2 separate regions of the Mus musculus genome follow, and region 2 is linked to region 1. A link is a loop called in an ENCODE intact Hi-C map of the cell type or tissue named here. Cell type or tissue: heart. All regions are shown on one strand. Each heading gives the region's core, and the rest is flanking DNA. Links, peaks and the distances in the headings are about the cores only.

What was found. Hi-C counts contacts between places; a loop is a spot of excess contacts. Peaks named below come from ENCODE experiments on the same cell type or tissue, not always from the same donor. Only the 100,000 strongest peaks of a DNase experiment are listed, where the experiment ranks them.
Region 2: it touches region 1 in a loop (4-fold over the local background); 19 of 42 quality-filtered maps call a loop at or near these places.

The regions. Positions count from the first base shown.
Region 1 is chr5:121,594,499-121,610,186 of GRCm38, forward strand. It overlaps Acad12 (acyl-Coenzyme A dehydrogenase family, member 12), which reads right to left. Exons shown (of 11, transcript NM_178799.3): 3 at 15,268-15,668; 4 at 13,398-13,538; 5 at 12,862-12,999; 6 at 12,665-12,755; 7 at 11,045-11,203; 8 at 9,756-9,928; 9 at 5,391-5,534; 10 at 4,697-4,774; 11 at 3,783-4,464. The coding sequence ends at 4,309. Among named protein-coding and RNA genes, the nearest start is that of Aldh2, 8.5 kb to the left of the region's middle. In heart, for the core only: a CTCF peak has its summit at 7,638 (motif pointing left); DNase peaks (open chromatin) are centred at 4,513, 4,913, 7,223 and 7,593; H3K27ac peaks cover 354 bases.
Region 2 is chr5:121,539,331-121,555,018 of GRCm38, forward strand. It overlaps Mapkapk5 (MAP kinase-activated protein kinase 5), which reads right to left and starts at 6,562. Exons shown (of 14, transcript NM_010765.2): 1 at 5,835-6,562; 2 at 1,172-1,245. The coding sequence starts at 5,870. In heart, for the core only: a CTCF peak has its summit at 7,372 (motif pointing right); DNase peaks (open chromatin) are centred at 6,001, 6,671 and 7,361; H3K4me3 peaks cover 2,717 bases; H3K27ac peaks cover 2,414 bases.

The DNA.
Region 1 (15,688 bases), core at 2,878-10,877:
TCAGAGAGACACACAGGACCCCTTTGTTTTCAGAATTAAAAAAGAAAAACAGCAGAAAAATGGGTCTGGGTCTTTAATCTCAGCATTCAGGAAGTATTTATTTTATGTTTATGAGTACACTGTAGCTGTACTGATGGTTGTGAGCGATCATGTGGTTGCTGGGAATTTGAATTCAGGACTTCTGCTTGCTTGCTCAGGTCGGCCCCGCTGGCTTCAGTCTAAAGATTTATTTATTATATATCTAAGAACACTGTAGCTTTCTTCAGACACACAGAGGATGTCAGATCTCATTACTGATGGTTGTGAGCCACCATGTGGTTGCTGAGATTTGAACTCAGGACCTTTTGAAAAGCAGTCAGTGCTCTTAACCTCTGAGCCATTTCTCCAGCCCTAGCATTCAGGAAGTAGAAGCAAGCAAATCTCTAGAAAGCTCGAGGCCAGCCTGGTGGTCTACATATGAGTTCCGGCTAGCCATCAATATATACATACATACATATATATATGTATATATATATATCCCTTCAAAAGTTTCACCTGCAGGGGCCCTCTGGGTGTGTTTGCTTGTTCTGCGTGGCAATTCGCCCTTGTGCAGAAGTAAACCATTTTGCCTTGCCAAATGTGGATCGTGAATCTCCACACCCATTTCCTGCAGGAAGGTGTCCCCATTCACTGTTTGTAAAAGGGCTACTTGCTGTCTCATTGACTACAGGCCCATTACCATTTAAAGAATTTTCTATGGGTGACATTTAGGTGGCTTCCAATCTTGGGGGACTACAAATAATGCCCCGGTTTGTAGAGCCACTAAGTCATGGGACATTTCCTAATTAAATACTGATAGTGCTATATACAGGCTCCTCCTCCATTTATGATTGGGTGTGGCCTTTAACTCTTCTCAGGTTGGAAGTATCACAAATCAAGAATGTGTTGAAAGTCTACTTTCGGGCTGAAGAGATGGCTCAGCTGTTAAGAGCACCGACTGCTTTTCCAGGGGTCCCCAGTTCAATTTTCAGCAACTACATGGTGGCTCAGAACCATCTGATGCCCTCTTCTGGTGTGCCTGAAGACAACGGCAGTGCACTCATATACATAAAATTAAAAAAAAAAAAACCTAAAACAAACAAAAAAAGACTTTTAAGAAAGTCTACTTTCTCGTGGTACCTGCCCTGTAACATCAGCATTCAGGAAGTGGAGTCAGGAGGATCAGGAGTTGAAGGTCAACCTGAGCTACATAAAGAGTTCTAGGCTAGTCTGGGCTACAGGAGACTCTATTTCAAACAAACAAATTACTTCCACACCCCTACCACAGAACACAGCTTATCTATTGTCACTGCCGTGCTGTAAATCCTACTTATCAAAAGTCAGTAAAAAGACTGGGTAGGATGGGACCCCAGTGTCGGACAGTGCCACCGCCCTATGGGAATCCATCCTGTTGCGTGCCAAGAGAAGCACAGGGAAGAAGAAGATAGTGCAGGTTGCTCAAAGTCACGTGTCCTTCCCCACTGGGTACCAGGACAGTTCCTGATGGACACAGGATGGTCGGATCTGAAGAAGCCAGGGGTGATCATCAGATCCTTCCCTTGTATCTTCTGAAGCCATGGTGTTCTCTCTCTCTCTCTCTTCTCTCTCTCTCTCTCTCTCTCTCTCTTCTCTCTCTCTCACACACACATCTATTCTTGTGGGAGACTCCACTGGGAGTCCATGGATGTTGGGGGAACTTTACCTTGAATGGATGGTAAACTTTTCTAAGAGGTTCCTCAGATCAATTCTCCTGATAAATGCAGGAGGAACTGAGAACGGGAAGCAGGAAACTCCGGACAGCTTCCCAGAGCCAGCAAGTGCAGTTTTGCCCAGCCAGGGTCACTTTTATTGTTACAGCTACTGTGTTATCAGCATCTCCAGTTCAACAGAGAAGTGCGCCTCTCAGGCAGCATGCTCACAGCTAAATGAAGCACAGCAGGGCTCTCTGTACTCAGAAAGCAGACTTCGGTGCGGGAACATTATGTACCTAACTATTCCCTGGAAACTGAGGCAGGTGGCGGGCACCCCTGTGTCCCTTCTGCTCTTTCTTGCATTTGTTGGCATCCCCAGTGTCCTTGAGAAATATCAACACTGGATGTCTGTGCACCCACGTCCCGAGCTCATTACATTCTCAATTCAAACCAACCCCAAGTGTGAAAAGTGAAGGAGTCGTGTGTGTGCACATGTGTGTGCACGTGCACAAGTGTCTTAGTCAGGGTTTTCATTCCTGCACAAAACATCATGATCAAGAAGCAAGTTGGGGAAGTAAGGGTTTATTCGGCTTACACTTCCACATTGCTGTTCATCACCAAGGAAGTCAGGACTGGAACTAAAACAGGTCAGGAAGCAGGAGCTGATGCAGGGGCCATGGAAGGATGTTACTGGCCTGCTTCCCCTGGCTTGCTCAGTTTTCCTTCTTATAGAACCCAGGACTACCAGTCCAGGGATGGTGCCACCCAAAATGGGCTCTCCCTGCTTGATCACTAATTGAGAAAATGTCTTACAGCTGGATCTCATGGAGGCATTTCCTCACCTGGAGCTCCTTTCTCTGTGATAACTCCAGCTCGTGTCAAGTTGACACACCAGACAGTACAGCAAGCATGAGTGTGTACGTGTGTGCGAATACGAGTGTGAGTGTCTCTGTTCACGTGTGTATAGAGGCCAGAGAATAACCTTAGGTATAATTCTTCAGGAGGTGACCACACCGATGGTTGAGATAGGACCTAGAACTAACTAAGCAGGCAAGGCTGGCTGGTCAGAGAGCCACCAGGACCCTCCTCTGATGGCTCTCCCATTGATCACAAGTACATGGCACACACACCCAGCTTTCCCACTCGGGTTCTGGATCACAATCTCAGGAGCTGACCCTTGGGGCAGTAAACACTTTCCCTGCCTAGCCTCCTCCCCAGCCCAGGGAGGGTCTTTTACATCCAAACTGGGAGTTAGACGGATGGCTCAGTGGTTAAGACTGGGTGCTTGCACTCAGCCTTGAAATAGCTGGTCTGAGACATTCTTAGGGCCACATGACATGTGATGTGATAACAACTTCCTTTTTTATAAACCCTTGTTTTTCTCTCAGGCCTGAAACAGAGGTGGGGCTCGGGTTGCTGGAATTTGCCAGTATGCAGGGGCTATGCTGCCATTGAGGGCTGGGGGCCTTCGTGGATCTTCCTGCAAGTGTGGTGGCACCTGTGTCCCCAGCCCATGGGGGTGGGGGGACCAGCACACCAGAGAAACCTACTTAGCAGCCTGTGGCCACTGTGCACTCTGCAATCCATGGCCCAGGCTGCAGCAGCGGGATAATTAGGAAAAGGCAGGTCCCCTGAGGTAAGTCTACAGTATAGCATGTGATGGTGTCTGTCAGACTAGCTGACCTGACCAGGACTGTGGCTGCACCTTAAGGTTGACTCCTCCCAGCTGTAACTTCATCGTTTTCTAGGATTGTGGTGCCCATGCTTCTCTGAGAAGTCAGACCTTGCCTAGGGGACCATCCCCCCATCCCGAGGGAGGGCACATTACTCTTCAAATCTCAGCGGCACCTTGCCTGTCACCCTCCATGCCCCAACACAACCAATAAGGCAGATGGCAGATCCTGACAGTGAATGGGGGTCTTCCTCAGATGACATGGCTCCTTTGGGGACGTTTCTGAACTGCTGCTGAGGTGTGAAGGAGACCTGTGGGATTATCATAGCCACAGCACCCATGTCCCGCAGGACCCCAGTATATAAGGCCAGCACTGGGAAAGCCATAGATGCCTGAGTCATGGAGCAGTGGGAAACTTTATCACCCATGTCCTCCATGTGACATAGGTGGGGCAGTGGGTATCTTTATCACCCATGTCCCTCATGTGACATAGGAAGTAGACAGATTCTTTGTGTCCCGAAAGGCCCTTTTACCACAGAGCATCTGAATCAGTATTCTGTGACGTGGGCACATCAGTGGTCACACAGTGGCTTCATCCCAGGGGCATTTGCTGTGCACCACGCCCCCTGCTTTCCTAGAAGCACAAAGGAGGAGCCTAATGGCCTCTGGAGACATCAGAGTCCAAGGTGCCCAGATTCCTACAGCCCAGAGGAAGGGGCGGGGGTCACAGGTCAAATCTGAAGAACTCAAGAACAGCTACCCAGGCACCCAAATCCCCTTCCTCCACGCCTAAAGCTTGAGCTCAGTCTCTCCAGAAACATCTTCTTGAAGAGACCCCAGGAGGCTCAGGTCACAGTGACTGTCGCAGACTGAGCTGCTGGATAGGATGTGAGGACCACACATTGCAGGCCATGCCAAACTCAGCATCTACACTCTGCGTGCTGCTGGCTCCTGCAGCCTGGACTGATTCTTCAGTTCCATCTTAGCCACCTTCAGCTGGTCATCACCTAAGCGCAGGGTTTGGGCCCAGCCAAAGAACTGAGCCAGGGGGTAGTCACTGCTGAGGCCCGCTGCTCCAAAGGCCTGGAAGACATGGGGTGGAAAACAGAAGAAAGCCGGAGTTCTAAGAGTGAATGCATGCTCAAAACAGCTGACAACAGCTGTCTCACTACTTGCAAGTAGAATGCACTGAACAAGGGACATACTGTTCCGGGAGGGCTGGGGTGGGAGCTGGGGAGCTTGAGGGGGAGGGGACTAGCTCAGTTTGGAAAAGAAGGTAGCAGGCACAGCGGGAGGCCAGTCCAGGGCTGCTCACCTGAATAGCGCGGTCAATTACTTGATTGGCCATGGAAGGGACGACCATTTTAATCATGGCCATCTCTAAAGCTGCAGCCTGCAGAGAAGGCAGAGGAAAGAAAAACAGGATGAGGAGCTAGGAGGACAACAGAAAGCCAAACTGACTGTCGGGGTGGATGCTGGATACAGTGCTGCGGGCAACTGGACCAAAGCTAGACCTGGGCATCCTCAGGCCGCCAGCAACAAGGGCATCAAAGAACCCGGGACAGAATACCTGGCTCCACTACCTGGTAGGGCAGCTCTTGCCTGGGTCTAGGACCCCTGCATAAGAGGCCGGATAGCACAGCAAGCCACATGCATCATGGCCACCCACCATAGGAAATGGGTAATGTTGCTATGGGAACAGGCTCCTGTGTAGGCTAATGCTGTATTTGGACCAGGTCTGCGGGGGTCCTTTCTCCCAGCTCTCCTCCTTCATCTACCTCCATGCACCAGCATGGTCCAGGGCTGACCACATGGTGGAAGTTCACCTCTCTCCTGGGGCCTTTTCTGGTTTGCAATAGATGACTGACCCTCTAGAGTTCAAACAGAACAGTAGCAGTCATCATTGTCCAAGAGCTGGCTGAGCCTTCCCACAGTTTGCCAAACAAGGAGAGACAGGTAGATTCCAGTGTCACCTCGGGGTGACCCCTGTCATCTCTGAAGCCTCCCACCTTATTTCCAGCCACATCCATGAGGTGAGCAGCTTTCAGCACCAGCAGCCGGGCCTGCTCGATCTCCACACGTGACCGGGCAATGTCTGCCAGGATGGTGCCCTGCTCCACAAGGGGCTTCCCGAAGGCCGTGCGGGACATCACCTACAGACACCAGAGGGACAGGGCTGAGAAGGGAGGCCTAGAGAGGCCCCGGGAGGCTCAGAGTAGATGACTGCAGAGGAGCCAGGTACACAGGACAAGAGAGAGCAGATGTGGGAACCGCCTGTCTGACAGACAGCTAACTGGGGTTGAGGGTCTGAGGTAGGCAATGCAGTGCTCACTACAGATGACACACCAATAGAGAATGTCCTGCAGAGGCTGATGGCTGATTACAGCTACAGTGATTCTGGAGAGCTGGGAATGGTACAGGCTCAGAGCCTTGAATCTTGGGCTGTCACTCACAGGACCTCAGTAACCATTTATTGCCCACTTCTGTCATGACAGCAAACCTTGTGACCGAGGGAAATCCGTCTGGAATGTGAAGATCGCTACCTTCCACCAACCCAAGAGCTGAGAAGGTTATCAGACAGTGCCAGAGACAGACAGCAGAGATGTCCCACGCACTCCGGTCAAGTCTGCTTGACAGGCTGAGAAGTCTGTAAGCACTCACGAGGAAAAGAGTTTCAAGGAAACTCACCTCCTGGAGCTTTGGCGTTCTCATTTACCCATATACTCATACCCTATCCCCGTGTTAGTCTGGTGTATGGAACTATGAGCTCTTTTTTAGTATTTTATTATAAATGCCTTTTAAGATTAAATTCTGATATAGTTAAGTCTCCCCAGTGTTCCAAGTTCCCAGAAGCCGACTAACTTGGATTCCGGCCCGGCCAGAATGCAAAAAGAAGTTATCTATTCAGTAACTAATTAAGCATTACAAAAGATGGAGCCAGTAGCTCAGAGCTGGTCTGCAGAGGATTTACTAAGGACAGTAGCAAATCTCACCCAAACAAGGGAATACCATGAAAGAGCCAGGGAATCCCACCGAGATAGAAATCTTCAGTACGGGCTGCATTGCATATTAGAAGCAAGTTGGTGAATTCTCCTGACAAATGGATTCTCCAGTTACTTAAAAGTTACACTCATATAAGAATTTAGCAGCCGGGCGTGGTGGCACACGCCTTTAATCCCTGCACTCGGGAGGCAGAGGCAGGTGGATTTCTGAGTTCGAGGCCAGCCTGGTCTACAGAGTGAGTTCCAGGACAGCCAGGGCTACACAGAGAAACCCTGTCTCAAAAAACAAACAAACAAACAAACAAACAAAAACAACAAAAAAGAATTTAGCAAGGCCTAGGAAATAGGGGGGTTGTGATACTGCATTATTCATGAGGCCTGCCAAGAGCCCCTGGTGCTTGCCTTCACAAGGTTCAAAGGTATAGCACTAGAGTGTGAAATCCTTGCCTGTCACTAAGCTGACCCTAGGCAGGACTGCTTTATCTTTACTGTAAACATTTACCTGGCTCCTGTAAATCCTTTTGAAGTCATTCCTTTGTTTTGTGTCAGGTAACTTCAATGTACCTTGCCTGCTGTGACGTCTGACCCCTTGTATTTTCTGTACTATATAAGATTGCTGTTCACTTTGTGAGAATACATTCAGATTCTACACAATCTCCTGTGTTGGTCTGTCTGTCACCCACCGACGCCTTGCTCACCTGCCCCAGAGACTCGTTCCACACAGACAAAGGGACCCAGAGGGTCTGCAGCAGAGATGTCTCTGCCTCGTTTGCTTGAAGCACCATCAACACAACTCAAAGTGTTCTATGACTTTCTCCTTTGTTGCTATACAAACTGCATGAAGGTGGGCGTGGCAGCACAGATGCTTAATCCCAAAGGTGGACCTCTATGAGGTCTATGCTGTGTGTTTGTGTGTGTGTCTATGTGTGTGTGTGTAAGAAAGAGATTCATAGTTAGATCGTGCCTTTCAAGAAAACAGAGCCAGGCAGTTGTGGCACATACCTTTCATCCTAGTGCTTGAGAGGCAGAGGCAGAGGCAGAGGCAGGGGGAATCTCTGTGAGTTTGAGGCCAGGCTGATTTACAAAGCAAGTTAGTTCCAGGACAGCCCAGTTCTTCTTCCACCCCTTTAATGAAGCCTTGGACTTGAAAATAGGAGAGACAGCCAGACACAGCTTCTGGCCAAGACCGCTCCCAGGGAGGCAGGAAGGAAGGACTGAGGGAACTCCACCAAGGTGCACATCGCCACCTGCTGGTGACTGCAAGCCTCACAGTCTGGAGTTCCAAGGGCAACAAGAGTCAAAAGCATTCGTGTTTTATTTATCTATCTCTAGGATATTAATTTTACAAAAATAATATATCTTGTGAGTGACTGTCAACTTTAATTCAAAATACAGGAAAAAATACCCAGTATCCCACCACCTACCTGATGATAGCATTTGCTTACTTCAAATAATTTTCAAAAGCTTCCAGGAGACCTGCTAAGACCTCACCTAAAGCTCACCACAAGAGGACTTAAGCCTTTGTTGGATGTTATTAAGGGAAATGCAAATTCACTGGTGAAAAACAAAAGCCTTTGCAGAAAGTAGAGGAAGCTTCTGTAATCAATTGTTATCAATTATAATCAATGGTAATCAAATATTAGCTGCATATTCTAGTTATTGTTACTCAATGTGCCCACAGCAATTCTTTGACAAAAGAGAATATTAATGTAGAATCATCTTTATTCATCTCCAAGTAACGTTTGGTTTTTTTTTTGTTTTTGTTTTGTTTTTTGGTGCACCACCACACCTGGCCCAAGTAAAGTTTTAACATCCTATTATGACGCTGTTGTGGTGTTAAAAAGGAATTGTAGGATAAAAACATGAAGGTTTTTTTTTTTTTTTAAAGTCTTAAAAACCTGCCTGTTCCTTGTTTTGAAGAGCAATTAAATTGGTTATTGCAGCCGGGTCTGGTGGCGCACACCTTTCACACCTTTGATCTAAGCACTCAGGAGGCAGAGGCAGGCGGATTTCTGAGTTCGAGGCCAGCCTGGTCTACAGAGTGAGTTCCAGGACAGCCAGGGCTACACAGAGAAACCCTGTCTCGAAAAACCAAAATAAAAAAAAAAAAAAAAAAAAAAAAGGAACTCCTCCTAGATTGCCTGGACAGGACCTCTTGAGGTGATGCTGTCCCGGATTTATATCCCAGGCAGATTATAAGCCTTATACAAGTATAAGCCTTATACAAGAACGATTGGCCACTTAACCTCCTTCTTTACATCATCAAAATAGTAATGGTGTGAGATAATGTGGTATTTTTGGAAAATTTGCATATCAAACTGTAAAGACTTGTTCTCAATGTCCTCAGTTTCTACCTGTTCCACACAATGGTGTTAATTCTAGAGGAATTAACTTATACTTAATCAATTATTGCAAATGGATATTCATATTTCTGATTTAAAAAAATAACATATGCACATATGACTATTGATACCTTTTCAGGCTTTCTAGTTGCTACTGCTCTGACAAGAGAAGCAAGGATAAATGTAACTAGTAATTTCCTATGTTAATTTTTTTTATGCTTTTTTTTTTTTGTTGTTGTTTTTTGTTTTTTTCAAGACAGGGTTCCTCTGTGTAGCCCTGGCTGTCCTGGAACTCACTCTGTAGACCAGGCTGGCCCTGGTTTCTCAGAGAGCTTCCTGTATTCTTTGATTTACACGCAGGGTTTACTCATCACCAGAATAAGTTTCCACCAAATTGTGTGCTGCTTATAGAAGCCTAAGACAAACTGTGAGCGAAGACTCCTGAAGTTTGAACCCACACCAGCTTGGTCACCCCTGACTGACCCTCCTGCAGATCCTCACTCTGCTGCCATGGTAGTAGCAGAGTCCCTAGCCTTTAAGGGGCTCATGGCCAATGACTTCTATTTGAGACAGTGTCATACTCTAGTCTGAAAGTTTCAGCAATCCTCCTGCCTCAGCTCACGAGTGCTAGAATTAAAGGCATAAGATACCATGCCTGGACATATTGACCAAGGAAGCTGTTATGCACAGGGTCAGTTGCTGTGACCCCAGGGGCACAAACAGGCCATGCATGATCTAACCTTCAGATGTGCTGGGAACAAATGGTTCCTGGCTGCCACAATCCTCTGGGGTTGAGAACCTTGCCCTCAGCCACCATAAAACCTGCTCTTGGCTTCTGGCCACCTAGACAGAGAGGTGCCCATCCCACTCTGGAAGCCAGCTGAAGCCATGTAAAGTACATGCAAAACAGAGATGCAGATTCCAGGCATGGACACTGCCCTGTGAGCTCTGTTCTCAGAGGAGACCAGTGGTTGGAATTCCTCAGCCAGCAACAGTGGGTTTGAGTCAATGTGGGTACAGGGGGGCTTACCCGTGTCTTCATGAGTGCCAGGGCCCTCTCTGAATACCCAATCAACCTCATGGAGTTATGAATCCGGGCACGCCCCAGCCTGCCCTGAGCGATCTCAAAGGCTCTGCCAGGGCCCAGAATTATGTTTTCCTTAGGCACACGCACGTCCTTGAACTGTACTTCAGCAAAGCCACCTGAAACATCAATATGCAGTTTCTTTGGATATCTGTATACCTTGCTTTGGTTAGGGCTATCTACAGGCACTGGCCTTAGGCTTCTAACTGGGTCACAGCTAAGGAGGGACAGTGGACCGAGAAATATAGAAAGGGAGTTGATGTCTACAGTAAAAACAAGTTATTTTATTTGTTTACTTGTTTGTTTGTTTCTCCCTTTTATTTTTCTTTCTTTTTTTTCTTTTTGGAGACAGGGTTTCTCTGTGTAGTTGAACTCAGAGACCTACCTAAATCTGCCTCCCAAGTTCTGGTATTAAAGGCATGTGCCATCACTACTTGTATATGATGTCAGCATATAGGCATGTTACATTAGGGAAAATCTGAAGAGAACTTTCAAGAGTCAGGTCTCTTCTACCATGTAGGTCCTGAGGATAGAACTCAGGGTGCCCAGCTTGCAGCAAGCATTTTTATCTACTGAGCCATGTCACTGGCCACAAATTATTGACTGATTTATTTTTACTTGTATTATGTGTTGGTTGTGTGTGTTTTGTGTGTGTGTGTGTGTGTGTGTGTGTGTGTGCATATGCCCAAGCATGCGCGAGGAGCTCAGAGGACAACCAGCAGAGCCAGCTAGTTTTCTCTACCATGTGGGTCCCAAGGAATCAGGCTTGGTGGACATACCCACTGAGCCATCTCACTGGGCTTGTGGCTAAAATAGGATGCAGGACAAAAGCCTTAGATGAGAAATGGTGCATCAGTCACCCGGAGATGGGCAGAAGTGTGGGTGTAAACGTTGTCAGTGGAGAGGTCCCTCCCTTCACACAGGTGAGGGAATCCCCCAGGGCCCTGGCCCACAGAAGACAAATCCAAGAGGATGCAGGCCTGGTGCCTCTGCCCGCCTGTCTCCTCTCACAGACTCCTGCTTATCTTCTGAGATCAGAAGGGTAAGGCAAGCAGAAACACCTACAGGCAGTCTGCTGGGCAGCCATGCTCCTTAGGAAATGAAAGTCTGGACTGGGCCTCATCAATACCTTCAGATCCTTGGCATGTGGCAAATTCTGAACAGAACCAGGGCTCCCCAAAGTGCTGTCAGGTATTAGAACCACACTCAGGGAGACTGACTCCGGGAGATCTAACCTGGAGGATCCTCCAAACCAAACACTGACAGAGGCCGGATGACTGTGATTCCTGGCGAGTCCATGGGAACCAAGAGCATAGATTGTTGCTGGTGCCTTGGGGCCTGTGGGTCTGTTTTTCCCATAAACACACAGAGTTTGCAGTGAGGATGCAGGATGCCTGTCAGGAAGAAGAGGGACAGAGCCTATCAGTGGATTCCAGGACTATGGAGCCTCTGACCACATGGAGCCCTGGCCTGTGAAAAGCAAACCTATGACCTGATAGATCTACAGGATCAGAGAGCCAAGTACAGGCCCCAGAACGGTGATCAATCCACAGAGTCAGAGATGCACATGGGGCCTTCAGACCAGACAAAACTTATCACAGGGAGATGGGAACCTACCACAGTCACGGTAGGAGCAATGTTTTAACTTTCATGTCTAAGTGTTTGTACATGTGTGTAATGCTCACAGAGGCCAGGAGAAGGTGTCAGATCTTCTGGAACCAGAGTCATAGATAGTTGTGAGCTGCACTGTGGGTGAGTGCTGCCAGTCTTCTGCCAAAGTACCCAGTGCCTTTAACTGCCTGGACCTCTGTCCATCTCCATGAGAAACCAAGTTTGAAAACTATCATGTTAGACTTAAAAAACAGAAACAAGATACCAAAGCAGGTGTTCACAGTGCCTCTGGAATTCTGAGCTCCACATGAGGTAGTGAGCCACATGGAGGATGTCCACCATGGAAGAGACAAAACAGCTCACAAATCCATCCCCAGGGGAGCAACCAAGATAGAACTGGCTACAAAAGCCTCCGAGGAGAGTGCGCCCTCTTGTGGACACTGGTGGTTGTACACTGAGGACAGAGGCCCTCCTGGAAATACCACATAGACCTCTGAACTGCTTCTCAGGCTTCCCTTCTGGTGTGTGCTTCAGAAAACTGCTTCAGACTCCAAGAGAGCTCTGTGCTTCCAGCAGGCCATTGTTGTGTTTTCTGGGAGGCCTGGAAGCTTCTCTGGCTGGCCTCTGTGAGAATAGAGTGTAACATGTAGTTTGGAGAGATGGCTCAGTGGTTAAGAGCACCTACTGCCCTTCTGAAGGTCCTGAGTTCAATTCCCAGCAACCACATGGTGGCTCACACCCATCCGTAATGAGATCTGACGCCCTCTTCTGGTGTGTCTGAAGACAGCTACAGAATATATACGTATAATAAATAAATCTTTAGGCAGGAGCAAGCAGGGACTGAGCAAGCAGAGTTGACTGGCATGAGCAGAAGTCCTAAAAAAAAACAACTCCCAACAACCATATGAAGTCTCACAAGCATCGGTTCAGCTACCATGTACCCCATATACATTAAATCAATCAATCAATCAATCAATCAATCAATCAATCTTGGGGAAAAAGTGTAACACGTACGCCGGACTGGGACACTGAGCAAATGGAGCGAGTGGTTCAGAATCCACTGTGATGGAGAGAGAGACTGGGGACACAGATCGAGATGGAACACGTGCCCAAAGGGCAAGGCACACAGCACACTTCTCTCTCTCTTTCTCTCTCTCTCTCTCTCTCTCTCTCTCTCTCTCTCTCTCTCTCTCTCTCTCGCCTGCTCGGTCCTCCCTTTTCTCAACATATTCCTCTCCAAGTACCTGAGGTCCACCACTTGTGACCATTTATGACATAGGAGTTATCTTCCTCTTTGATGGAAGCCTCGATGTTAGAGGCATCTGAGGAGGCCACCTAGACAAGGGAGAGCACATGCTGGTTAGAGATCCTAAGGACCTACATCACACAGGAGCAGACAGCAGCTGCAGGCCAGTCAAAGGCAAAGAAACAAACATGGTACCTTTCGATCAGTCATGGCGAAGCACGAATGGATCCTGCCCTCCAACAGTGGCACCAGCCAGCGGGCCTTCTGCTCCTCAGTGCCATACCGCACCAGGATCTCCATAGTCCCCATATCAGGGACAGAGCAATTAAATATCTGAGGAGAAGAAAATCATTTGTGTCCCCTATGTCTCCGACCTCTTAGAAGAGGCACATCTCTGACCCTCTGACAGACAACTCATGAAAGCGTTTCCTCTCCCCTCAGAAGGGCCAGACACACATTGAAGTTCGTTTTAAACCCCCCTCTCTGAGTTTAAGGACCCTGAACTAGAAGCCCCCACAGCCCACACCCCTAGGTGGCCCCTCTGAATGAATTCTCTATACAGGCTTTTGTCAGCTGCCTAAACTTGCCCGCCTTGCCCATAGGAGTTTCCAGCTGTGTGGCGCCCTGAGATGGACTTTCCACATGCAGTGGTTTCTGCTGGCCATGTGTGTGTGTGTTTGGGGGTGGGGGGGACATGTTCTCACAGGCTGAGGGAACTGTGAAGACTGTACCTCAGAAGCATACAGAGACATGCCCATCACTTCACACAGATGTGCATATTCCACGTTAGTCAGCCCTGCTCCGTACTTTTTCTCAGGATCAGTCTCCAAGGGTAGGAAAAGGTTCCAAAGTCCCTCAGCCTTGGCTTTCTCCTGTCAGGGGAAAAGGAGAGCAATAATCATTGAATCTTACCTTTAAAGTGTATCTATCTATCTATCTATCTATCTATCTATAGATAGATAGGTAGACAGACAGACAGACAGATATACATACACATATATTTTATATATACACATATATAATGTACGTTATATATATATATATATATATATGTATATATAAAGATATATATTCATGCAATAAAAATTTGGCCAGAAGTGGTATTATCCATCTTTAACCCCAGCACTTGGGAGGCAGAAGCATGTGGATCTCTGAGTTTGAGGCTAGCCTGGTCTACGAGTTGAATTTCAGGCCAGCTAGGGCTGCACAGAGAGATGCTGTCTCAAAAAAACAAAACGAAACAAACAAACAAACAAAACCAAAAAAACAAAATCTGGGTTGTAGTGGTGCACACCAGGCATGCAGAGGCAGGAGGCTCTCTGTGATTTCAAGCCTAATTTGTTCTACAAAGCAGATTCCAGGACAGCCAGGGATACACAGAAAAACCCTGTCTCAAAACAAACAAACAAACAAGGAAAATAACATATGTGTATGAATGTGAATGCAGGGCCCATGGAGGTGAGAGGTGTGGTATTGGAGTGTCGGGACCTAGAGTGATAGGCAGTCCTGTGTCTCCTGACATGGGTGCTGGGAACCGAACTTGCATCCCTACAATAGCAGAATGTTCTCTTAACCTTGAGTCATTTCTCTTGCTGAGATCAAATCTTATCCTGAGCAGTGGCGCACAAAGGGGGAGTGAAAGGTGTAGTCAGAGTCACAGCATATACACAAAGCAGTGCCAAGGCAGACCCACTGGCTGGACACAAACCTGCAGGCGTGGGTGGCATAATGAGAGAGAAGTAGCAAGGCCCATGTGAGTTCATTCCATGTCTCCATATCCAAGGCCCGATGCCTCGTCATGATTAACACTATTTCTGTGACAGTCAGGAATCCTATTGGGACCCAGCCAGCTCCTGAGAGGGACTTCTGAGACCTCTGAGGGCTGGCCCTGAGCAAGCCTCCTTTCCAGAGTTATTTACTCAACTAAATAGTGAACCTTCCTACTGATGTGGGCGGCACCAGCCCCTAGGCTAAAGGTCCATATGGAATAAATGGTGGAGAAAGGAAGGCCTCTGGTATAGGTTCACATGTCCCCTTCTGCCTCTGACTGTCACCCTGAGGTGAGCTGCCTTCCACAGGCTCCCTACCTGTGTTGTCCTGACTGACCACAGGCACTATAGACTGAAGGTGTGTGTCAGAATGGTGAGAGAACTGTCGCAGCCAAAGCAGGGTGAGGAGGACACTTTACAAATGTCCTGCTTTCTGCTTCTGATACCATCTCTAAAGAGAATTTGGCTACAGAATTCCCCTAATGTGGCTTGTTTCTGAACTCTGTGTGACAGATGTCCATTTGACCTGATGAGTCTCTCCAAGCCACAGGTCTTATTACTCGATCTTTAGACAGGGTCTCAAGTAGCTGGGGTCAGTGTGAACTTTTTACCCTCCCACCTCCTTTCCCAAGTATGGGGATCACAGAAGAACTTACCACTCCCCTTTCTCACCCCAGTCACACATGCCCCGCCCCACCCCCTGGTGACAGGATGAAACCTGATTAACCAGCAGCCTCCTCTCCCTAGTGATGGGATACCAAGAGGATTCCTGTCAGCCTCCTTGCCTCTGGCCTCAATGGCTAGGGCCAGTCACCCTGAAAGACTGGCTTACCTTGAGGTCTTCTATCAGCGGGGAAGGGCTCCACCTGTTGGCCGAGGCCTGGTGTCTCTGCAGCTCTGGCTCCAGGGGGTACACCTTCTGTTCTATAAACTGCACCAGCTGCTCATACAACTTTCTGACCGCAGGAGACAGGCCCTCTGGAGAGATGACCAGGCCTCCCTTTGCCTCATGAGAAGGGGAAGCAGCTGCTACAGTGCTGTGACCCCTCACACCCTTGGGAGTCCTCGGGGACCTCGGCCCCGCCCAGGCATGGTAGGATCTGCTCAGTGTTTTGGTGGCTGGCATCTCTTTGAAAACCCGGAACCCTTCTTTGGTGGCAAAATCCCAGGCCAGCTCAGCCATGGACTCAGTGAGCTTTCCACTTTGTTGGGCTGTTGCTGAGCTTGCCTGGCCTATGGAGAATGAAAGGAGA
Region 2 (15,688 bases), core at 4,281-12,280, 54 kb before region 1:
CACACAGGCAAATGAGTACAAACAACTTTCCCTACAGCAGCAGGTGGCAAAGGAGACGCCTCTTCCTCTGCTCAACCACAGATCCTTACCAGCGCCTCACCCTCAGCAGGTAATGTCAGCTCACTACCAAAGTACTGAAGAAATGACAGCCTCTCAAAATGGCCCAGTCTTATTTCTTACTTCTTTTTATTGTATGACTGTTGTGCTGCTGTATGTTTGTTCACCACCTGTCCCCAGTGGAGACCAGTAAAGGCCAGACCCCTGGAAGAGGAGTTACCAGTGGCTGTGAGCCACCTTATAGGTACTAGGAATCGAACCCAGGTCCTCTGCAAGAGCAGCTAATGCTCTTAACCTCTAACCCATCTCTCCAGCCCTACCTTTTACCTTTTTAAAATTACATTTAAATTCATTTTCTGTGTATGGATATGCATATGGAGGTCACAGAGGAACCTGCAGGGATCAGCTCTCCCCTTCCAGTATTACTACTGGACTCAGAGATCAAAATCAGGCCATCAAAATGGTAAACAAGAACCTCTACCCAACAACCCATCTCATTGGTCCAATATCTTAACATCTTAAAATTAACCCATAACCCATAACTACAGATGATGTGACTTTGCTACTTAGCTGTTTCTAGCTATAAAACAGTAACAAAAAGCGGGGCAGTGGTGGCGCACGCCTTTAATACCAGCACTCGGGTGGCAGAGGCAGGAGGATTTCTGAGTTTGAGACCAGCCTGATCTACAAAGTGAGTTCCAGGACAGCCAGGGCTACACAGAGAAACCCTGTCTCGAAAAACAAAAACAAAACAAAAAAACCCCAAAACCCCCAAAAACACTAACCAAAAGCCTTTACAAAGGGGCCAGTGAGATCCCCAGGACCCACACAGAGGGAGAGAACCACCTGCTGAGAGTCATCCCTTTGACCTCCACACACCCACTCATAACAATGCAACAAACAGGTGAATAAAGTAAACACCCACTGCCCGGAGCTCAGTGGTATGTGTGTTCAATACACACAAAAGCTGACACTAAAACAAATCAAAAACGAAATAAAAACTCTACAGTTTAAACTCAGGCCAATTCTTAGGGCGCATCCCATGCCTGTAGCGCAAGGCTTTTTCCCATGTCTGTTTCCAGAACAGCATACCTACTTCTCAACATTGGCTTACCTAACTGGACCACTAATTCCGGCTCCCAGTTTCTGAGTCCAATTGATACTATATTCTTCTAAAATGGAGGTCTCCTATTAAAAAGAAGAAAATGAATAGGAGGGGCAGAGATAACTGTACTGTTAAGCTAGATTATTAGGCAGAGGCAGGACAGCCATGGGTCAGTACCTTCCCTCCTAAGGCAGTCTGCAGGCTTTATAATCGTACACTTGTCTACACGACTGCCATTGCCTCCCAACCACTACCTCCCAATAACATAGGTTCGAGAATAAAGGGAAACTGGATAAGTTACCCGCCTGAGTGGTCTATTTAAGTAGACAAATGATGCTTTATAGACAGTGTATGGGACAGACATTAGGACTTTAAACAAGTGGCAGAACATGTCTTCACTACAAACGACAATCGAGTGTAATTTCTGAGAGTCCAGAAACTGTGTCAGTTATCTGTAGAAGCTTACATCCTTCAAACTGTTCAATGTGTATGGATGGGAGAGTGTGGTGCTTGGCCCGGGGAGTGGCACTATTAGGAGATATGGCCTTTTTAGGGGAACTGTCACTGTAGGGGTTGGCTTTGAAACCCTCCTCCTAGCTGCTTGGTAACAGTCTGCTCCTGGTTTCCTTTGGATTAAGATGTAGAACTCTCACATCCTCCAGCACTATGCCTGCCTGGACGCTACCTTACTTCCGGCCATGATGATAATGGACTGAACCTCAGAACCTGTAAGCCAGCCCCAACTAAATGTTGTCCTTTTAAGAGTTGCCGTAGTCATGGTATCCCTTCACAGCAATGAAACCCTAAGACAGGAGGAGAGTGAACTCTCAGGCCTAATCTTTTACCAAGCTAAGAATGATAGTTTGGGCTGGCAAGATTGCTCAGCAGGTAAGAGCACTGACTGCTCTTTCCATGGTCCTGATTTCAAATCAGAGCAACCACATGGTGGCTCACAATCACCGGTAATGAGATTTGACTCCCTCTTCTGGTGCATCTGAAGACAGCTACTGTGTACTTATGTATAATAAATAATAAATCTTTGGGCCGGATCGAGCAGGGACTGAGCGAGTGGACTGACCGGAGCGAGCAAAGGCCCTAAAACTTCAATTCCCAACAAGCACATGAAGGCTCACAACTATCTGTACAGCTACAATGTACTCACACATATAAAATAAATAAATAAATCTTTAAAAAAATGATAGTCTACTTGACAGCAGAGAGTATTCCATCCACATTAGAGATTGGGGTTCAGACACTTGCTTTCACAGAAGGAAGAATGGCATTTTTAGACCCATTCTAGACCACGTGTCCTCGGTAACAACCCACTACAACCACCTGAGAATGTTTAAATTAAAAACAACCCAATGGGGGCTGGAGTGATGGCTCAAAGGTTAAGAGCACTGACTGCTCTTCCAAAGGTCCTGAGTTCAAATCCCAGCAACCACATGGTGGCTCACAACCATCTGTAGTGAGATGTAATGAGATCTGATGTTCTCTTCTAGGGTGTCTGAAGACAGCTACAGTGTACTTAAATATAATAAATAAATAAATTTAAAAACAAACAAACAAACCCAACGTCCAGGATGAAGTGGATCAAGTATTCATTCTCCACTCATCTTTACCTGGGTAAGCCATCAACATTCTCTGGGGCTCAATAACAAAACAGGGAATTCTCATAGTCATAGTGTGAAAGGCAGGCAACTGCTTTCCATAAATATATTTAAAGCTAGACAAAAATGTCAAAAAACAACAAGACTGTCAGCCATGAGGGTTCTCTGCTCTCCTTCCAGCACACAAGAGGCAGAGGCAGGCAGACTTCTCTGAATTCAAGGCAACCGAATCTACATGGGTCCCAGACCAGGCAGAGCTACACAGTGAGACAGTGTCAATTGTCAAACAGTATAAACAAACTGAGAACTGTCTGTTTTTTATACCCACTAGAAGTGAGGTCAAAAGCCAGCACACAGCCTGGCTCCTCCAGCTTCCATCCTCCATCCAACCCCCCCAAAACAGTTAGTGGGGTTGTTTGGGGTCGTTTTAGAATACAGGGAGCTTTAAACTCCCAGAGCTTGTGTGAAAGGTAACAATGCTGGTGCTCTAGGGGGCAGGGAAGAAAAGGGGGGCAGGGCAGGTGAGACCAGGTAAATGTGTGAGAGAAGGGGCAGCTGTGCTGAGCTCAGAGAAGAGTCCTGGCCAGGAATGCAGACTATATGGGTTTAGAGGGCAAACTGCTACACAGAGCCATAGAATAAGGCCAAAGTGAGCTCTCCACAAAACTGATAAATGGACTGGAGAGAATGAGAAGCCAGGGAAAATCTAAGGCCAGAAGTGACTTTGCAAGTCAACTCCATTCAGAAAGGACTCCAGAACCACAGGGGTTGAATGGCAGGGGGTAAAAGCCTCAGGAGTTCAAATCACTGGATAGTCTCAGCCCACATCAGAAGCTAACTTACTCAGAGGCCAAGAACAACAGCCCTGATCTGACATTAGCATGCACAAGGAAAATAAACTTCCCTTTAATTCTAGGCAGCTACAAATACCGGGAAGAGTGAAAGTCCAGAGTTACTATGTTACCAAGTGTCCAATTTTTTAACAAAAATTATTAAATATATAAAACCCAACTTACCATCTTATGTGGTGATGGTGGTTTGAATAAGTAGCAATTATCTCTGAGCACTGGATACAAATTGATAGGCTTTGCAAAGATATGATGGATTCTGTTTTGTTTTTTTGAGACAAGTATCACTATGTAGTCCAGGCTGGCTTGTAACTCTCCTTGTAGACCAAGCTGGCCTTGAATTCACAGAGTTCCAGGCCTCTGCTTCCTAAGAGCTTAGCTTAATGGTGTGTTTCCCCTTGTCTTACCTATTTGATTTTAATTACGTGTGCGCTATGGAGGCAGAAGAAGGTGTCAGATCCCTTAGAGCTAGAGTTATAGACTACTGTGACTGTGAGCCACCTAGTGTGACCTCTAAGAACCAAACTGGAGCCCTCTACAAAAGCAATACATCCTCTTAATCACTGAGCCATCTCTCCAGCCCTCCCCAGAAAAAGTTCCGGTTTTTTGTTTCTTTTTTTTTTTTTTTTTTCTTTTTTTTTTTAAAGGATTCAGTATGCCCAAAAAGGATTCAGTAGCCAAGCTGAGTTGGATCCTTGGAACTCACATAATGGAAGGAGAACCAATTTCCATGTGTGTACATGCACTCATATACACACAAACACACAGACACTTAAAATGTATAATACATTTAAAGACTAAAAGAACAATATTGATACTGAGTCAAAACTAAGGACATTCCATTTCTTTTTTGTTTTGTTGATCTGTTTTTGTTATGGCAACTCACTGTGTTGCTTAGGCTAACCTTGAACTCCTGGCCTCAAGCACATGCCACCATAACCCAGCAAATATACATATTCTCAATGGTGAAACAAAATCAATGAAGACTAAATGTATGAAATTGTCAAATACACAGAAAAACATGAAGAATGTTGACACAAAACAAAGCTGTCACTTTAAATTTTAAAATACTCTAAACAAACTCTACTTTAGTAGGTGGTGGTGGCGGCGGCAAACACCTTTAATCCCAGCACTCAGGGAGGCAGAGGCAGGTGGATCTTTGAATTTGAGGCCAGCCTCAAACAGAAAATGAGTTCCAGGACAGCCAGGGCTACACAGAGAAACCCTGCCTCGAAAAAAACAAAACAAAACAAAACAAAAAACAGAAAAGAGTTTGTAGTTTCATGATGGCCTCTTTACTCTTTGTGGCCAAAGACAACCTTGAACTTTTTATTTCATTTTTTTTTTAATGTGTGTCTCCAAAGATGAGAGGGCAACTTGCCAGAGTTGGTGCTCTCCAGCCATGTGGGTCTAAGGATCTTACTCTGGTCACCAGGCTTGGACTGAGGCTCCTCTTCTGAGCCAGATATTAAATCACAGCATTGGCTGGGATCCTCAACTACTGATCCTCCCGCGTGTGTGTGTGTGGGGGGGGGGGTGACCCCTCCCCGTGCCAGTTTCATGCAGTGCAAGGGATCAAACCCAAGGGTTCATGCATGGTGAGTACTCTACCAGCTGGCTATATTCCCAGTCCCATTTGGGGTCGTTTTAGAATACGGGGCGCTTTAAACTCTTCAGAAATAAACTCTTGATTCTTGAGAGTAGACAAGAGAACAGAAGGAAATGAACGCACAGAGAAGGGAAAAGCCAAAGGGCAGGTTTTGGGCAAAGGTAAAGCAACTCCTGAAGTTGAAGGTCTCAAACAGGCTTGGTTCAGAGCCATCAGGAGGGGTCAGAGCCACTGCCAAGTGTCGCAGTGGGTCACCAAGATGCAAATGGACACAGTTGGAGGTGATGGAAACATGAGAGTCCTAAGAAGCCCTCTTATATCCCACTCATATGAAGTATCTCCACACTACTCAACTTCGTTCTAGCTGAGCACAAATTGCATCAACCAAGGAGGCTAGAGGGAATCGGAGACACCACCCTACACAAGCCAACACTCTGGGCCTTCAAATGCGGTCCCCTTCCCCGGGAGGCCGAAAACCGAACTTACTAGATGCTAGGAACTAGAACCTCTACCTCCCATTCAAATTCTCTCTATTTCCCAAGGCCCACGATGAGCGGAATCGCGGTTGTCGACAAAGCAGGGTACGGGTTGCATCTCCCGCTTACCTTGATGGCTTTCTCCATGTCGCTGTCCTCCGACATGCTCCGCTGGGCTCCCACAGCCCGAAGCGGCGGAGGCTGCGCGGCTGTCCCGTCCCCTGGCAGCCGAGGAAGCAAAGGGCTCGGAGCTCGGGGAGACGGGCAGCGCCCGCCCCTAGGGAGCGGAGGGGATGAAGGTCCGGGTGCCGGCTCGGCTTCCGCAGGCGGCTCTAAGCTGGTGGCGGCGGTGGCGGCGGCAGCGGCGGCGGCCCCTGGGGACAAGCCTTTGTGCTGGGCCCCGCGCAGCCGCTTCCCGGCCTCATCCCCGGCCGGGGAGGCAGGCTCCCGGGGCAGGGCGAGGCGGGGAGGGGCCCGGCCTGGAGCGCCGTGCGGGGCTTTGGCGGGGCCGCCGCTTAGGCCTGGGTTCGCCAGCTCCTGAGGAGAAGCCTGCGCCGCCGCCTCCGCCTTCCCCGCCGCCGCCGGCACCAGCACCGTAGCGAAGCCGAAGCCGAGCCCGCCGCCGCTGCCGCCGCCGCCGCCGCCGCCGCCGCCGCCGCTCCCACTGCCGCTCCAGCGCCACACATCGCCGGGACGCCTGCGCCGGGCAGCCCGCCGGCCGCCCGCCCGCGCCTCACCCTCTGCAGCTTCACGCCAGCCATGCTGCCGCGGGGCTCTGCGACCACCCAGCCCCGCGCGCCTCTCGCCGGCATCCGCCGGCCTTTCTGAGGCTTTCCCGAGCCGCGCGGTGGATGTGCAGGCGCCAGCCGGGTCGTCCCCGGGGCGCGCCGCACGCAGCACAGGCCCCCGGGCCTTCCACTGACGTGGCGCTGGGTGAATGACGTAAGACGGCGCGAGGCCTGGCCTGCCGAAAGAGAAGCGGAATGCAGGGAGGGCGCATGCGCGGGAGCCCGCTGCTGAGTGTCTTGTGTTTTGAGCGAAACCTGTGGATGCAGCCAAGGAGTTGGCTGGGAAGTGGGATGGTAACGTGGGACATACAGAAATCTGGCTGTGTGGGAACCAACCGGATCGTGCTCGTCCTGTCAGCTTAGCGGGGTCGGAGATGTTGCTGCCTGCTGCAGCCATCTCAGCATCCCGAGGATGCTAGAAGCGGGAAGGAGGGACAAACGAGTTCTTGGCTTCCATGCGGACGGTTTTAGGACTAGCCAGTTTATGAAGCAGAATTGAAGGTTTGGTTGATTGATTGATTGATTGATTGATTAATTGATTTTTCGAGACAGGGTTTCTCTGTGTAACCCTGGCTGTCCCGGAGCTCACTCTGTAGACCAGGCTGGCCTCGAACTCGGAAATCTGCCTGCCTCTGCCTCCCAAATGCTGGGATTAAAGGCGTGTGTCACCACCGCCCGGCTCTGAAGGTTTTATTAACGATTACTTAAATGGAAGCGTATCCCTGAGAGAGTCATAAGAGACGAGTACACAAAGTATACACAAAGGAGTTTAGTACACGTCCTTTCTGTTAGATTTCTGAGGCAGTTCAAAGGAACAGACAGGGAGCAAAAGAGAGATGGGAGCCTGACCTCTTAACAGTCAGGACTGTGATTACTGGTGCGCACAGCAGGGGGCACAGTCCTCCTCCTGGAAGTTGGACTCCTCTACCAGAGGAAAAAGCTGGCTTCGAGGAGCCTATATAGTAAGGGTGTTAAGAATGCAGAAATATGGGGGGAGAGGCCTCAGGCCACTTCCCATTTCGTTTTATGAAGTTATCTAAATCAATTTAGATATTAAAATCAAAACTTCCAAGTTTTGGCCAGCAGTAGCCTTTGTCCAATGTGCATGGAGGCTAGATTGGGACCAAGAGCTGAGCAAGTTAGTGTCTTGAGGTCTCCCCATAGAGAGCTCTTTTAGATTAGCCTTCAGCCAGGCTAATGGTATGTCCTTTGGAATGGACAGTTTGGAACCCATGGCAGGCGTGCAACCAAGGTAAAAACATGGGTTAAATTGAGTCACCCAGGGGTATCCCTCAGATTTTCGATTAACCAAATGTAATGAGCATATTTAAAAAAAAAAAAAGCCGGTAAACCTGAAAAAAATAGCTTAGTTAGGAACTCCACTACACCCAGTGCTGCACCTGATAACCAGAACCCAGTGACCCAAGATAACCAGACACAGCCCTAGAACCCCATGGCCTCCACTGGACAGTACCTAAACAGAGACAAGAGCAATGCTCTGCACATCTGGAGAGACCTTCATCGGCCCTGCAGCTGGACAGTCTTCCCCAGGATCCTGACCCTTGAATCAGAGGCCACTATTAGAGACTGCACCTGACCTTTTGCTAATATGTCATACAGGTGAGCAGCCTAATACAACATACCTTGCTATACCAACTACCTGTGTCTACATTCTTGCTCACAATAAACATGCTTCAAAAGGAGAGTGAGGGGCTGGAGAGATAGCTCAGAGGTTAAGAGCACTGACTGCTCTTGCAGAGGTCCTGAGTTCAATTCCCAGCAACCACATCATGGCTCACAACCATCTGTAATGGGATCTGATGCCCTCTTCTGGTGTGTCTGAAGATAGCTACAGTGTACTCGTATACATAAAATAAATAAATAAGTTAAAAAAAAAAAAAAAGGAGAGTGAGCAACCCCAGTCTCGCACATTCCCAGGGGTCAAGGTACGGGAAAAAGTACAGGAAAAGTTCCTAGAGCTTTCTGTCAACCAAGTCAAGCAGGCTGTATCAGTCAGGGTTCTCTAGAGTCACAGAACTTAGGGGCAGTCTCTATATAGTAAGGGAATTTGTTGATGACTTACAGTCTGCAGTCCAACCCCCAACAATGGTCAGCAGCAGCTGTGAATGGAAGTCCAAGGATCTAGCAGGTGCTTAGTCCCACAAGGCAAGCAGATGAAGAAGAAAGAGAGCGAGAGAGAATCCTCCTTCTTCCAATATCTTATGCAGGTCTCCAGTAGAAGGGGTGGCCCAGACTAAAGTTGTGTACCACCACACCTGGATCTGGGGCTTGCTTTGTCCCAGATGACCGTGAACTCAGAGACCTTGCCTTAGTCTCCTGGGTTTCATAGCCACTATGCCTCAAGATCTCCATGGCAAGGTCCAGGTCAGAAACTTGTATCTCCCAGCCTCAAGATCAGGATCACAGGTGAGCCCTCCAGTTCTGAATTGCAGTTCATTCACGCTGACAACCACGAATAGCCACTACACTGGCCAATGAAGAGTTCCCAGAACACCAGCAAATGATCCCACTGCCAGTGGAAAGCCACTGGAGCCTTTGAGCTAGTCTCAAAGATGTAACCAGGTTGCCTTGGAGTTAGGTCCCTCAGGTTACCTTGTCCGAATGCTTTGGCTGTGTTAGATACATGATCCGGTTGAATGGAGAGTTGGCCTCCTGTTAGGTTCAGACTGTGTCAGAGCAAGACTGAAAAATTAGAGAGACGCCTCAAAGAGATGTGGCCCTTACAGGCCACCCTAGGGCATAGGACCAGCAAGCTGAGGAGATCAAGGGAAGTTCATGAGGGTCCTTGCAGGTACTGCTGTTTGGGCTGGTTTGGGCTGTACTACAGAGCTCTGATGCTCCCATGACTACAGCTCTCACAGTTACCCTTTGCCAGCAGCTATAGGCTAACTGTCTCCCCACTGCACCACATATTAGCAAGGGAGGTATGTTTGTGGGAGGGTTCAGGTCACTAATGGAGCCTGGATTCCCTTTCTGAGTTTCTGTGCTGTGAAAGATAGATGAGAGATGACTCAGCGGTCAAGAGCACCATCTGCGCTTCCAGAGGTCCTGAGTTCAATTCCCAGCAACCACATAATGGCTCACAACCATCTGTCATGAGATCTGATGAGGTTCTGGTGTGTCTGAAGACAGTGACAGTGTACTCAAAAACAAAATTAAATAAATCTTTTTTTTTTTTTTAGAAATTCTGAGGTAGTTCAAAGGGACAGGAAGTGGGAAAGAGAGAGAAGCCTGACCTTCAAAAGATGGGATTGTATTTATTAGCAAGAGGCAGACTCTTCTGGTGGAAGAGGAAGAGGAAAGAGATGACTTTGACCCTTTACATGGGGTCTATGGGCATGTGGAAATGTTTGAAGACTGTTCCTTGCTACAGTCCCTGTCTCTCAGGATTGCCGCTAACCCCTAGAACAGAGTCCTTCTGCCACACCAGCTCATATAACATCCACTCTTCAAGATCCTGGCAGGACTTTGCCTGCGTTGCAAACAGCCAGGACACTGGGGAGTGGACTGCCCTTGGAGGGCAACCGGCACCTGTCCACTCCTATAGGATGATAGCCTGGTCTGACTTCTTCCATGCCAGCTACAGTCAGGCAACTGCTCTTCAGCCATCTCTGCCAAGGCAGCCTCCGTAGACTCCCTGCCCCTGCCCTCTCGTTCCAGCCATGGTTAAAATTACATACCCTCATCACCACTGAATTAACCTTGTCAACAGGACTGTCCTCCCGGTAATAGTAGACACTCCCCGTCTACTCCCCAGTTCATGTCACAGGGCCCTCTACTATCAAAGCCTTGGCTTTTCTTTTCTTCACATAAAGGCGTTCTACTCACAGGCCCTGCTCTGAGAACACCCCAGAAGCCTCTTCTGTTGTTGTTTTTCCAAAACAGGGTTTCTCTGTGTTGAGGGGACCAGACCCAACAGTCAAGTACTAAGGTAAGGCACAGATAGGTGATCCAGAGAATGGTGACCTCAGGCCATTAACTCTCTCTTACTGCTTTGGGGCTAGAGGCTAATGGCTTCTGGCAATTTAACTCTCTTGCTATTCTGGGCCAAAAACTGGCTTCTGGCAGCTAATTCCTGCTGATAGTAGCAGGGGATTAAGAAAAGAAACTTAGTTATTTCAGGCTCTTTAGTCTTTGACTCAGGGACCTCTCAGCTGGCCAGGTGAGAGGCTCTGAGTTCCTTAATGCTTTGTGAACCAGAGAGGAAAAAAAGAAAAACTCAGGCACACAAACACAGTGGAGGAAGCACAAAAGGTTTACACCACCACTTTGTGGTTCTTAGTTTTTATAATTGGTCACATGGTTTTCTAAGCATTTTTACATTCCATAAGTTCATAGTAAGTTTAAGGCAATAGTTCATGTCATGGGTCGATAAGGTTTAGGGAGTTACGGTAGAATTGTTTACACGTCTTTCCATTTAGACTAGTGCCTAACTGAACGTTCCTTATTTATTTTTTTAGCTCCACAAGTTCATTACAAGTTTAAGACAATAGTTTTTATGTCACAAGTTAGCACAGTTTTGTCAAGAGACAAATCATCTGTCTTGTGTCTTATTATTTTGAAGTCTCGTATAGATAGACCGACCAGTCCATTCTTTTTTTTACTGTCCTTGCACCTACAGTACTTTGCCCAATCCCTGTCTGGGAGCTTTCATTACCAGATAGTGACCTCATTCCTAACCTAGAAAGAATGTTTTCCTTGATCATAAATTTGTTCCAAGCCTGTTTTCTTTTCCTAGTTCTGTTAGCTCATGACACAAGAAGGTATACAGACCTCTATTTATGGCTTTTATTCTATAGGGGGGCTTGAGACTATTTATGTCCATTTAGGAGTTCTACAAAATCATTATCAGGAATTATGAAATCATCAACTCCTTTAAACAGCATATTGATTCAGTAGGAAATCTGCCCAACAGAGTAGATAAATACCCAGGAAATCATTAAGTTATGTAATAGTGGCGGGAAAAGCAGATCAGCAGCGAGAAGCAATCCTGGGATGAAGTCTCTGGGGACCTTGCCTCTCGGAGCACACCCTCTGTCGCCATGCACAATGGTGGGCCACCTCCAGAAAACTCACTTGTGTGTCATAGCCTTTCCTAGATGGCTTCTGACATGGTGCAGTTTCGGCTGTAGACCAAGCTGGCATCACACTCAGAGATCTGCCTGCCTCTGCCTAATGAGTGCTGGGATTAAAGGTGTGGAGCACCAGTGCCCAGCGGAAACCTCATCTTTTTAACTGCTCTTGAACAACTACATTTCTCCCAACGGCCCCCTGCCCTGACCCCCAGCTATCCTCTTCCCCTTCCCACTGTACTAGCACAGGATGTATCCAGTCTCAGTCCCTCTCCCTCAGTATGGGAATTGCCTTCCCAGCCCTCAGCTGGAGAAAAAGCAAACAGAAAGTAAATGCTTTCCTCTCCCCACTCTCCTCCATTCCTTTTTCTTTGTGGACTGTCAACTTATCTCCTGCTTATGAAGAGGCAAAAGGTAGCAAGAAAGATTCCATCTTTTTTTCTCTAAAGTCTATTTTAAGCTGCCGTCCTTGGGGAAACCTTGGGGAAAGCTGCTGTCTTCTGTCCTTGGAATGATGTGGCCCCCACCCTTGGGCTCTGGGAAAGAGACCACCAAGTTTTCCCAGCAGTCAAAAATAGACGTAACAGCTTACAACAAGAGGAAAAACTGATCCCGATAACACAATGAACTAATCATTCCCAGATCAAGATGCCCCCTCTTCAGATGTGTGGTCTCTCCTTGTTGTTTCAATAAACACTATCAGTTTGAAGGTTAACATTCTTTTACCCATTTACCCAATCATGTAAGGCAAAGGCTTGAAAGCCCCAGCTTGCAAATTTTCCCTATATAAACCCTAAGCTCCTAGAACTGAGTGTCATTTTCCCTGTTCACAGGGAGGGTTGTGACCGGAGTCTAAACTCAAAGACTCTCATGTGCTTACATCGGAGTTGTGGTCCCTGGTGGTCTCTTAGGGGGTCTCGCAAACTGGACATAACACTTGCCCACCAACTGGACAGGTACCTGTACCCTTGGTCACATCCACCCAGACGGTTCCAACGGACTGATACCTGTCTCCCCTCTACACAGTTTATCCAATATCATTGGGTTATCCAGATGATCACTCTTCTCAATGTTCTGAGGATGACTATAGGAGTAGACTAGAGTATGGGTAGCTTGTCTACCTCACTATTCTATTTCAGAGTGTTGTCAGAAGATCTTCCTGACTCTCTAAAGCAAAGTGACTTCCTGACTCCCCACAAATCTTGTCTGAATCCAGGACTCCCTTAGAGGCCTGGATCTCATCATGACAGAAAAGGGTGGCCTCTGCCTCATTCTACAGGAAGAATGCTGCTTCTATCATGATCAGTCAAACTAGAGTTAAAGCTAAAGGAGAGGCAAGAAAGACTCTTGTATAGCTCTATAGCTAGCCATCTTCCTGAAACTTCCCTGGCTCCTGCCACAAATAGGCTCTGCTGCTGTCATAAGTTTGTTCCTGGCCTCCGGGTCAGGCTTTTCTCTGTCTCTCTAACTACAGGAGCACATGCAGGCCTTCACCAACCACAAGGTGACGCGGGTGGGGTGTTCTTCATAACCAAAGGAGCTTGTTATTCCTAAGCCTCCCCTGCCCTCTGCTACATTCAAGGTCCATGGGAAATAGCCAGAGAAAACTGCCCCTATTTCTTCTGACTGAAAAGACAGGAATGACATAGCTTAACATCAGTGACACCATCTTCTCTCAGTCTGCTGACTGGGGTGCCTACAACATGGTAACAGGCCTCAATTCCTCAGATAGACAACCCTCTAGGAAACACAAAACCTACTGTCTTCCACACAACTTTGTGGGATTATATCTCTCGACATTATTTGGAAATGTCCCTCCTTGTAGTTGTGATGGTTTGATTAGGCTTGGCTCAGGGTGTGGCACTATCAGGAGGTGTGGCCTTGTTGGAGGAAGTGTGTCACTGTGGGGGTAGGCTTTGAAACCCTCTTCCTAGCTGCCTGGAAGTCAGTCTTCTCCTGGATGCCTTTGGATCAAGATGTAGAAATTTCAACTCCTTCTCCACCACCATGTCTGCCACCATGCTTCCTGCCATGATGATAATGGACTAAACCTCTGAACCTGTAAGGCAGCCCCAATGAAATGTTTGCTTGTGTAAGAGTTGTCTTGGTCATGGTGTCTCTTCATAGCAATGGAAACCCTAACTAAGTTATCAATCAGGGTCTGACCAGCTAACCTTAAGCTTACCCCTATCTCACCCCTAATAATGCTGCCTTCTGTGACTCTCTCTGGGGTCACTCTCTGTGCCTTCTGTGGATTTAATAAAAGCCTGCCAGTGCCTAGTTAGTTTCTCTGGGAATATTTTCTTTCAGGGGTATATTTTTTTTATATTTTCAGTGATGACTTGTAACCAGATCGACTCCCACAATTATCTTGCCCCCAAACGGAGTCCACTATATCCATTCCATGCATGCTTATATATAAAGACACACCTTTGGTTTGCCTTAAAACAAACCTCAAGGCATTAGGTCTAGCAGACCTTTGGTACACCTGCCAACTGACGTCTGGGCCCAGTACAAACTGGACAATGAAAACACATGGCCTGAACGTGATACTCTTGATTTTCAAGTTCTCATAGACTTGGACAGCTTTAGGAGACAGCATGATAAATGGCCTGAAGTTCCTGTGTACCAGCTTGCTTTACCTCTGAGGACATCCTTTCTGCCCAAAATGTTCCTTGTATTGTAATATCCAAAATAAATTCAAGATTACCCAGTACCTTCCCCCTTCAAAAGGACTTTCGAAATTGTACTAGCAGGACAAGTACAGAGTCAGATAAAAAGCTGGCTGACTAAACAAATATAGAAACATAGTTTGTTGTTTTGTTTTGTTTTGTTTTGGTCAAGACAGGGTTTCTCTGTGTAGCCCTGGCTGTCCTGGAACTCACTCTAGACCAGACTGGCCTCGAACTCAGAAATTTGCCTGCCTCTGCCTCCCAAGTGCTGGGATTAAAGGCGTGCGTCACCACTGCCCGGCAGAAACATAGTTTTAATGGTCAAAATTACTGAGCTTCCAAAACAAGATTAACAATTCCCCTACCATGCCTCACACTAAAAACCTCAAGGACAGACAAAATGAGAGTCACCCTATACAAATCAACCAATGTCTAAAAAGGTTATTGGCTACACCAATTAAAATAAGCCAAACTACCCTGGTGCCTATATCCAGCCCTTACAAAGGTATACAAAGTGTGTTCTTTCTTTGTTCTGGGTCTCTCCTCCAGCATGCATACTGAGAGGGGGTTCCCCAACATGTTGGATAAGCAAAATCTTCATGCATTTTTGCAACGATGGCGGTCTCTATGGTCTTTGTGGGTGAGGGTCTTTTGACAAGCTACAACAGTATCAACCTCTTCTCCTCGGATTCCCTCTTCCAACCCCCTGAACTGCCCAGTCCTCTTCCACTTTCTCTGACCCCACTTATGAACCCTCATCTTGTCCAATTTACTGACACCCAAACACACCCCAACTCCACCTACCTCACCCAGTATACCCCTAACCCACCTCCCTGTCACCGACTGCCTGACTGCCTCTCCCTGACTTCTCTGTCTCAGACTCCCACAGGTTTCTTCCTCCCTCCACCCCTCACAGACAACATCCTCCCCAGCCCACACGTTTACCCAGAGAGGTTGTAAGCGGAAGAATCCTATAAAAGCACACATCCTGTTCTGCCTTGTGGACAGGGGCCAGATCCAAACAACATGGAGATCTCTTTCCAAAAACCCTACAAAATATAGAAAAGAATTCCTCACCAAGGTTTATCACTTAACTGGGGAAATAGTTACAATATCCTCACCTCGACCCCGATCCCATTTTAAAAGGAAAGTATCTGGCCATAGGCTCAAGCCCATGCGGATTGTGGTGACAATGAACAAAATTCAGCCATCAGTCCAGTAGCAGACAAAGTGGTCCTTGCTGTCCAGCCTGACTGGACCTATCAATCTGATAACCCCTTGAAATACAAAGGCTCAATCCTGATAGCCTTCCAATAATACCCTGACAATCAGATTCTCATGAGTAACCAGTTTCCCCTCCAGTGACCTCTGCCCAATCAGTACCTTGCCTCTCATGACCCAGTTATCCAACTCCTGTCTCTCCTGCCCTG